2 separate regions of the Homo sapiens genome follow, and region 2 is linked to region 1. Evidence: read pairs that join two places in POLR2A ChIA-PET (ENCODE). Cell type or tissue: IMR-90. All regions are shown on one strand. Links, peaks and the distances in the headings refer to the core of each region. The heading gives the core; the rest is flanking DNA.

The links. Peaks named below come from ENCODE experiments on the same cell type or tissue, not always from the same donor. Only the 100,000 strongest peaks of a DNase experiment are listed, where the experiment ranks them.
Region 2: POLR2A ChIA-PET joins it to region 1 with 5 read pairs; 2 of 35 experiments call an interaction of 5 or more read pairs at or near these places.

Annotation. Positions count from the first base shown.
Region 1 is chr5:73,850,909-73,856,160 of GRCh38, reverse strand. It overlaps ARHGEF28 (Rho guanine nucleotide exchange factor 28), which reads right to left. Exons shown (of 36, transcript NM_001177693.2): 14 at 3,469-3,511. Among named protein-coding and RNA genes, the nearest start is that of ARHGEF28, 230 kb to the right of the region's middle. In IMR-90, for the core only: no CTCF peak of the experiment used is centred there; a DNase peak (open chromatin) is centred at 2,850.
Region 2 is chr5:73,670,838-73,676,089 of GRCh38, reverse strand. The region is part of intron 1 of ARHGEF28 (Rho guanine nucleotide exchange factor 28); the gene reads right to left. Among named protein-coding and RNA genes, the nearest start is that of ARHGEF28, 47 kb to the right of the region's middle. In IMR-90, for the core only: a CTCF peak has its summit at 2,689; a DNase peak (open chromatin) is centred at 2,779; H3K27ac peaks cover 1,937 bases.

The DNA.
Region 1 (5,252 bases), core at 1,388-3,887:
TAATTTGCAAAATTTGTGCCATAATATTCAAAAGGCTCACTTTCAAAATTGGGGGAAAAAATACATTTGAGAGTTTGAAAAGACTCCTCTCTTAGAAGGCCTTTTTTGACCCCACCAAATGCTATCCAACGTCTAAGAGAAGAGAAGAGTGATGAGGAGACCTAATATCGGAATTAAAGAATGGTTAGGTCACTGTGGATTTTGAGGTCAAGAAGCCCCTTTTGTACTTCCCAGCAGGAACACAACTAAACTATTGCAAATAAAAGAAAATTAATTATTGGTTACCCAACTCTACTCCCAACTCCCTTGTTACAGAAGACTATATAAAAAACGACAGTTTCCACATTGATTAAAAACTTACAAATGCACAATTTATCATATATCCTTCATACTTCTACAACACGACACTTTAACTTTTTTTTTTTTTTGAGATGGAGTTTTGCTCTCGTTGCCTAGGCTGGAGTGCAATGGCGTGATCTTGGCTCACTGCAACCTCAGGCTCCCAGGTTCAAGTGATTCACCTGCCTCAGCCTCCTGAGTAGCTGGAATTACAGGCGCCCACCACCAGGCCCAGCTGATTTTCATATTTTTAGTAGAGATGGGGTTTTGCCATGTTGGCCAGGCTGGTCTGGAACTCCTGACCTCTGGTGATTCACCCACCTCGGCCTCCCAAAGTGCTGGGATTAAAAACGTGAGCCACCACGCCCAGCCGATACTTCAACTTTTTAAGCTGAGGTTGATAAGACCTGAGATATAACAGTGTAAACATAAAAATGCTTTTTTAAAAATATTATTAATTATGAAATATGAAAACTTAAACCATCACCCAACCTGGTAGAAATGTGAATATCATAGTCATAATCCACTATCAGATTATGAAGATGGGTAATACTGTATAACCTCTGGGCAAATGTAGAAGGTTGGTTGCTTCATTTCATATCTAATTTAATTATGTGATATTTACCTATATCAAAATCAGGCACTTTAGAAAATAATTGAGAAGAGAAAACCTTCAAATAATTTCATAATAGAATTTAAATAGCTTTTACATTTGTAAGAATCTGGAAAGATTAAGTTATTTTTAACATCCCAGAACAAGAACGTCTAATCTCTATTATTAGTTTGATGACCGATAGCATCACTCACAATAAAGTTTTACAAACCCTTCTCAGAGCCTTTAATGGTACTGCCTTTTCAATAGGTAAATAGACATTTAAAACATATTAAGAATATGGATTCTTAATATTTTAACCCTTAATCTATTTAAAGAATTGGCATCTAAAGTGTTTTTTTGTTGTTGTTGTTGTTTTTGGGTTTTTGTTTTTTTTTGAGATGGAGTCTGGCTCTGTCGCCCAGACTAGGATGCTGTGGCACGATCTCGGCTCATTGCAACCTCCGCGTTCCAGGTTCAAGCCATTCTTCTGCCTCAGCCTCCTGAGTAGCTGTGATTGCAGGCGCCTGCCACCACACCTGGCTAATTTTTGTATATTTTAGTAGAAACAGGGTTTCCTCATGTTGACTAGGCTGGTCTCAAACTCCTGACCTCAGATGATCCGCCCGCCTCTGCCTCCCAAAATGCTGGGATTACAGGCATGAGCCACCGCACCGGGCCTAAAGGGCTGAAAGAAGTTCCTGCTATGCAGATTGAAAATTGACACAGTGGAACTTCTGTTAACACTCAGATCCTCAGATTTGAAGAAAGAGGAGGAGAAGGAGGAAATACATACAATAGATTTAAGACAGATGGTGGCAGTAAAATAATCAAGTCATGCCATATAATCTTTAAGAAATTAGAACAGAGTGTCTGCTGAAATGAGCCTGCAAGGTATAGAGTGAGCTCATTTTTTACATGGATGTCCCCTTTTCTAGAAACTAAGTGATTAATACAAATAAGAGAATATCAAAGAAGGCATCATCTCAGGTAAATACCTGTAACATGACCAAAGCAAAGCATTAGGTATGGCTTGGGATCTTATTGGCATATCCAACAAGATAAGATAGCAGGAATAGAGTGGGTGAGATGAAAGATCCACTCTACTAGATACACCAAGGCATATGACTGAGAGAGTAAGATGCTTTCAGGATGTGGACCAAGAAAGATTAAAGAATAGAAAGGAACAGAAAACAAAAACAAGAGTGACAGAGAACGAAGAACCAGATAAAAAGAAACTTCATAAAGATGCCATCAAAGTGAAAATATTTTATAGGCTACTATTTAGCCAAGTATAACATTGGCTCCTTCGGTCTTAAATCTCTCTCCTAATGACAAATGAATATTTTTTATATTTTTAATTTAAAAAATTCTTGATAACAATCCATTATTTTTCCAGTTGTTAAAAAGATGACTGTTAATCAAAATGATGACCAAGATGAAGATCAAATTCCAGAATGAGGAAGTAAATTGCTTAAATGAGATAATAAATGTAAACTGCTTAAAACAGTACAAGGCACATACAAATGTTCAATATTTGTCAGTAATTACTGCTTTTGCTATCATCATCCTCATTGCCATTGTCACGAAGTCAACTTGATCATCATCCTATCTTTCAAGGGCATTCTTAATCTTCCTCTTTTGTATCATTTGAAAGTTTCTATTCTGGTTTCAAAAAAAAAATAGAAATGATCCAAAGGAGGCTTTTTCTTATTAATACTTTGATTCCAGGATTTAAAACGAAACACCCCATCTTGATCCGTATACTAAAACGTTTAAAACGTTTCAAAGTTTTAGTATTAATCTCAAACAAAATTAAACCATTTCACTCTTTTCAGATGGTCTCTTAAAGTCAAACATGTGTGCCATTCTGGCACTTGTTTTGCATACAACCCTGGGGCTATTTCACAGTGTGACTCATGGGCAGTTAGTTATTCAACACCAACAGAAACCAACAATCATGCTTGCACACTGGTCTGCTTCCCAAGCTATACTCCAACAACAGTTTTACCTTCTAGGAGAAAGAGAAGCTTAGGTTAAATCTGCATCTCAACCAGGAAACTGATCATGCTTAAAAGTCTTCTGCATTGTTTATTCTTTGTTTCCAGCTGAAGGGCTACTAGGCAAAAATCCATAGAGAGACAGTAGGGATGTTTAGGCACTTTCTATCATTGACCACCCAGGGTTCTGTTACTAAAGTAAGTCCCCTTGTCATGGTGGAATAGAGCTGGAGAAAACATGTTGTCTTTCTAAAACAGGTGGTCCCCTCACACTGCTCCCCTTGAGGGTATTTGGCTTTGAAGATACCCAGACAGAACATGCTGTCCCCAATCCTGAGGCCTGCACAGCCAAGGACTGAAAGGGGAGGGCTGGCAGATCTATCCTGATACAGATCCCAGAGGGAGCAAAGGGTCTTAGGCAGGCTTGTTACATGGAAACCTCTCATGAACTAGTGAACAGATAGCAAAAATGATGTGTGGACATTTCCAAAGAAGGATCATGCAGTTCCTCAGGAAAATTGGAATAGTTAAAAGTACCTGTTTTCTCTTGGTGGCTCCGATAAGCTGTAAGCTCTTTGCTCTACAAGACACAGAACAATAAAATGAAAACTAAGGCACACAAACTGGCAGTCATATGTTAGTCTGAAATGCATACTCAACCATATTGTATCATTATACACACTACCAGCTAGAAAATAATGAGAAAATGAGTTACCTTATATAAGTAAGGCATTGCTCTGGATTTTTTTAAATCACTTTCTGTAATTTAAAGAGGGTAGGGAGAAACATGGCCAAAATATGCCAACATTTAATGACTTCATGAACTAAGTTAGCATCAGCAAGGGACAGCAAACATTTTCAGAAGTGCAGAAAATTAGCTCTATCTTTTTGGATACTTTTCACTAGAGTCATCCCTATTCTTCATAACACTAATGCCCTAACATACAGAACCAATAAATAACTGCTTTTAAACAAAGCTCAAATGAAGTCTTGAAGGACAGCATAAGAAGAGTTAATTTTCATATAGCTGCAATGTCCTCATAAAATCCTAGCAGCAGCAAGTTCAGAGATGTGCTCTGTGGCTCATGGGAAAGGGAGGACCATTTTTTTCATTGGACTTGTGGAGGGGGCCAGAAGGGAGGTTCATGCAAGCAGCTTGGAGCCATCTTGTTTCCAGAGTTGAAATACTTACTACAGGGGTGGAGTAGAGACACTGATTTAGACAGTGAGAGAGCCTGAAGGAGGGGGCAGTCACTGTGGAGCACACCATCTACAGGGCAGGGACAAATCCTTCACTCTCACAATCCAGAACAGTGAAGAGGCATAACTAGGTTGCAAAGGGAAATGATACATAAGGAGGAAAACAAATACATATCCCCTGAAATGGGTAATATCAAATGTTGCACCTAATACTATCTTGTATGTAATAGGAAATCTACTTTGAAGAATTTGAAGCCTTTATTTTATAGCCATTATCAAGTGTTCCTCAAATTAAGTCATAGGCAGAACTCACTATTCTTATGGTAAATAGGCTGAAGTACCAAGAGAATAAGCCACCAACTGTTCAAAATCCAATTAAATTCCATCCATCAGCTCACAACGTTTTCAAAAGTATGTTTACGTCATTCCTCAAATTCTTAAATGCTGAACCCCTTTGTCCCCCTTGGTGAGACTGTAGTTATCATTTTAATATTGGCAATGTTCCTTTCTGCCTAAATCTATAATAGACCAAAGGGAATTATAAAACTGGATTTTGTTTTATGTATACAAACATCAAAAATAAAGTTGCCATCATCGTACTCTTGGCTCAAAAAAAAAAAAAAGACGCATGAGAAATTACAGTAAGTAACTCTTTGGAAGTGACAAGGAAGACAGAACATCACAAATAATAATAAAAAGGACCGAAAGCATCCTAGGTTTGTATATCTGCATTACAGCTCTCATATGGGAGCTTCCCTCTGGGACATAAGGAGACTTGGACTCTGTTCAAATAGACCTGAAAATTTTTAGGACTATTCAAAACTCATCAAGAAAGGATTTATGGCAACACAAACCTCAATTTACTTTTGATTAATCCAAGCCGACTAAACAATGAAACATTAGAATATATCTTTGCATTAGGCAAGCTTTCACATTTGTGCTTTGATTACATAAACACAGATAAAATTATTCCTTCTTCATTAGTGGTTAATTTATTTTTCATAGTCCTATGGTATTGACTGACCTAAATGGTATCAATCCAAATGTTTGCAGCCATATAAGTCTATCCACTGGAATTTTCATATATTTAGTGAGTAGACTCAACCTAAATTGCCTGGTTC
Region 2 (5,252 bases), core at 1,314-3,813, 180 kb after region 1:
TCAAAAAAAAAAAAAAAAAAGAAAAGAAAATCAAATGTGACTGGTAGATTGTATGGTGCGGAGTCAATCAATTTGATCAGAAAATTTCACACCCCCCTCCTTAATTAATCATATACTACACACACAGACACACACACGGTTCACGTTCTATCCATTCCTAGAATTACCACAAAATTGAAAAATATAATTTGCATAAGACTACATAGTTAGAAAATTGCATAAGACTACATAGTTAGAAAATGGTGTTCAAATGCAGCCTGTACCACTAACCATGATCCTATGTTCCTTTTTAGCCAAGGAATTGAAATATAAACTTTATAAATATGCTTATTTTCTTTTTTTTTTTTTTTTTTTTTTGAGACAGAGTCTTGCTCTGTCACCCAGGCTGGAGTGCAGTGGTGCGATCTTGGCTCACTGCAAGCTCCACCTCCTGGGTTCATGCCATTCTCCTGCCTCAGCCTCCCAAGTAGCTGGGACCACAGGCACCCGTCACCACGCCCAGCTAATTTTTTTGTATTTTTAGTAGAGACAGAGTTTCACAGTGTTCGCCAGGTTGGTCTCAATCTCCTGACCTTGTGATCCGCCTGCCTGGGCCTCCCAAAGTGCTGGGATTACAGGCGTGAGCCACCACACCCGGCTGCTTATTTTCATACTTTATTTTCATTTTCACACAATGGAACCTCAGGCAAGTCTTTTTTCCACCACTGCTTCCTATGAAATGTTGGTCTCCATTTTAAGGAGATTCACATTAAGGGACATCCCTGTGACCCACTCAGTAGAAAAAAAACAGTTTCTTCTACTATAATCTCACAACATGCTTCAGCAGGGGGATGGGGAATTTCCTTGCTTGTTGAAGCAAGCAAGCAATTCTGCAGCAGACACAAGCTGGGTGTCCTCCAATTCCCATACTACCTGGAGATAGCATCAGATCCCACAGGTTGAGGACTCAGTCCCACAAGACTGTCCCACATTTCTGATGCCAATGCAAGTCTCAGGTTGTTTCACCTGTGCTCTGACCAACTGACTATAAATCAGGGATCCCACAACCCTCTCCTTGGGTTTGACTAATTTCCTAGTGTGGCTCACAGAACTCAGGGAAACACTTACATGTACTGGTTTATTATAAAGGATATTACGAAGGGTACAGATGAAGAAATGCATAGGGTGAAGCATGTGGAAAAGGGCAAGGAGCTTCCCTACCCTCCCCTGGGTGTGCCACCCTCCAGGAACCTCCACGTGTTCTGCCATCCAGTAGTTCCAAGAACCCAGTCCTTTTAGGTTTTTAAGGAAGCTTCATTACATAAGCATGACTCATTGCATCATTGGCCATTTGTGATCAGTTTAGTCTTCAGCCCCTCTCTTCTCCCCAGAGGTTGGGGGGTGGAGCTGAAAATCCCAATCCTCTAATCTTCCCTTAGTCTTTCCTGTGACCAGTGCCTATCCTGAAACTACCTAGGGGCTGCCAGCCACCAGTCACCTCATTAGCATAAAAAATACATCATTTGGGAGATTCTAAGGAGTTTAGGCATTGTATGCCAGGAAACAGGAGAAAGAATGAAGTCAAAATACCGTGTATGTTTCACAATATCATACCTGCTATCCTCAGATAAGGGGACCTCGCATGTTCCTGTCCTCACTTTACATATGAGGAAAGAAAAGCTCAGCAAAGTTGTGGCACTTGACTGAGGTCCAGCAGCTAGAAGTGGCTTAGCAGATGTAAATCCAGCCTGTCTGATCCCATCCCATGTTCTCTGTAGCCTCAGCACAAAGTCCTTTTGTAACATACAACTGGTCTGAAAGACAGTGATTTGCTTGGCTAAAAGACAGCAAAAGCTTCACAGTTAGGAATACAGGCTTGGGAACAAGCTGCATTGAATCTCAGCTATGGTATGTTTTGTTTTTGGTTTTGTTTTTGTTTTGAAACAGAGTCTCACTCTGTCACCCAGGCTGGAGAGCAGTGGCACAATCAAGGCTCACTGTAGCCTTGACCTCCCCAGTTCAAGTGATCCTCCCACCTCAGCCCTCTGAGTAGCTGGAACTGCAGGAGCATACCACCACACCCACCTTTTTTTTTTTTTTTTAAAGAGATGGAGTGTCACTCTGTTGCCCAGGCTGGTCTTGAACTCCTGAGCTCAAGCAATCCTCCCACCTCAGCCTCCCAGTGTTGGGATTACAGGTGTGAACCACTGCCCCGGCCTACAGTATGTCTTAATTGCATGACTTTAGGTTCACTATTTTACTTTCCTTGGCCAGTTCCTCGTCTGTCAAGTAGAATTAATCATAGTACCTATCCCAAAGACTGTTGTGACGATTAAGAGATTTGATAGGGTAAAAAGAGAAAAAACTTAGTGTCTACCAGAAACACTAAATGCTAGTTGCAACTATTAACTATTATTATTATTATTACATGTTAAGTATATAAAAGGATTTTTTAAGACTTTGAATATTTATTTCAAATGAAATCACTCAGAATCTCTAAATATTAAACTGACCAAAATGACTCAGCAGTAACTGGTAATTGGGGCCAGGAGGGTCTGAAATAGGCCTACCCAGCTCAGCCTAAACCTGATGGCCCAGAGAAACCTCCAGGGATCAGGAATTCCAAATACATTGTACCAAATAAATGTAAGACATAAAGCTCCACAGAATTTTATTTGATTTTATAGAGCTGAATGGTCCCCCTACAGTTTGAAAATTCAAAGGACAGAGCAACAACTATTGAGGTAATTCTATTTGCCATGTTAGTTTGAAACTTTCTGCATTTGGAAGGAAATGCTGACTCACAGTTCCTTATACTAACCTAGGAATGTAGGCTTATAATTGCATTTCACAACTGTTATACTAACTGGAAAAGAACAGTAAACAGCTGGGAGATAAGGCCAAGTCTAAGTAAAAACCTTCAATGCCAGCACAATGGAAATGGGTAGGGAGACAGTATTTGAAATAAACCTATTATTGAACACACAACAGTGTCTATAGACCTGTTTCAGACTACAGTTATCTACCTGAGTTATGCAGGTCTAAGCTGCTTTAAGTGAAAGGGTTGAATTATTTGGTAAACTCAGTGGGGAGATGTCTGAAGATTAGAAAGGAAACAACAAAGTAACTGTTCACTAAGATCTCATTAATTCAAACTAATGGTGGTTGTGGGGATAGGGAGGAAGGAGAGCCAGTCAGTCTGAAATTGTGCAGCCTAACGTTTATAAAGTACAAAGAGGAGCACAAGCTAGCTGCTAACAAAATGTTCCGCCAAACCTGTCACACTCACTTGTATTTCGCAGGATATATTTGCACACAAAGTGATTAAGCCCTTTAAAAGCTTGTTCTCAATCTATCAGACATCACCTTTACAATCTTACTTATGCTATGAGTCTGTTTAATGTATTGTTCATGTCAACGCAAAGCTCAATCATCACTCAAGCATCATGGGCAAGATACGACCTACCAAGGTATCAATTTCCTCATTAGCAATAAATTTCTAAAGTATGTCTTTCATGTCCAAAACCCAATGTACTGTCACTTACTATGTGCAAAGCACTATGCAGGCCATCTAGGGAAGGATATTAAAATATATAGAATGCTGACTGTATCATTGATGAGCTCAGAATCTAGTTGGGATAATATGATCTACATCCATGAGAAGCTAGAGGATGCAAGGAGGAAGACCACTGGACTGGCAGAACATGGTAATGTCAGGCAAGCATAAACAGATAAAGAAGTTCTGTAAATGGAAAGTCGGAGTTCAGTATGAAGACAGATAAGGACATGCTATCTTTAGGAAACACAAAGGAGTTTGAGGGGTTGAAGCAATAGGTTTATGAACCAGAAAGAGCAAACGTCATCAGCCTCCTATGTTTATACATAATCCATCCTTAAAACACACATACTACATTTGTGACAAAAATGAATAGACTTATAGGGGCCAGGAGTCCTTTTGCCAGAGACCCAGCAATAACACTCTTAATTACACATTTCCTTTTAGCCAGAATTTTCAACAACATATATTCTAGCTTTTCCTACATGTGCTTTACTTTTGCCCTCCCCTCACAATGAAATATATTATCAAGTTCTTTGGGAGGCCAAGGCGGGTGGATCACCTGAGGTCAGGAGTTCAAGACCAGCCTGACCAACATAGTGAAACCCCATCTCTACTAAAAATACAAAAAATTAGCCAGGTGTGGTGGCAGACGCCTGTAATCCCAGCTACTCTGGAGGCTGAGGCAGGAGAATCGCTTGAAACCGGGAGGCGGAGGTTGCAGTGAGCTGAGATCGCGCCACTGCACTCCAGCCTGGGTGACAGAGCGAGATTCCGTCTCAAAAAAAAAAAAAAAAAAAAAAAAAAAAAAAAAAATATATATATATATATATATATATATATATATATATATATATATAATCAAGTTCAATGAAAACCCAGCTGATACTGACAATTCTCTGCTTGGGCACACCTAAGTATCGCTGTATTGTTTCTCACAACTGCATGTGATCATATCAAATTTATCAGATCCTTGCTTCTTCATCAATATCTCATTTCTATTTATTTTCCCCTCATTTTTATAAAGGTAGAGCAAGAAAAGTAATAAATCACATAGACAAGAGTCATGCTGCTAAAACTGAACTGGCGGGTACAAAAGCCCAAAAGTTCATTCATTTGCTGATACCTAAAAGTCTGAGTTCAGTATGAAAAGATTGCTTCTTGTGGAGTAGCTCTTCAATCTATCAACGTTTAAGGTAGCAATCTGGCAATGTCTCCCAGAGAAGTAAAGGAATGTATTACTGTGAAAGGAACACTTGGGTCAGGTCCTAGATAAAGCCTGGCTGAGAAACTTGCTCTTACTTTTGTAAGCTACAGGGTTTCCCACTTTTTACTTTGATGAGGGAGGGTAACTCTCCCTAGAGTCTTATGTGGGATTGCTGGAAATTAATGCAACATTAATTAAGCCATGAGTTCATAACATATGGTCCATCAACAAACTTTATAGAGGCCATGAATTCCATGAAATTAGATGCAAATTATTCTGTGCATGTATATTTTTCTGTCAAGATTCTACAGTTTTCATCGGATTCTCAAGGGCCCGTTAGACCTGAAAAAAAAAGGCTAAGAATGCTTCTTTTAAACCATGCCAGACATCAAAATTTCGCTCTGTGAAAGCCCATGTAAGGAGGATGAAAAGACATGCTCCAGAGTGGGAGAAAATATTTGCAAACCACATATCCATCAAAGGGCTAGTATGCAAAATATATAAAGAACT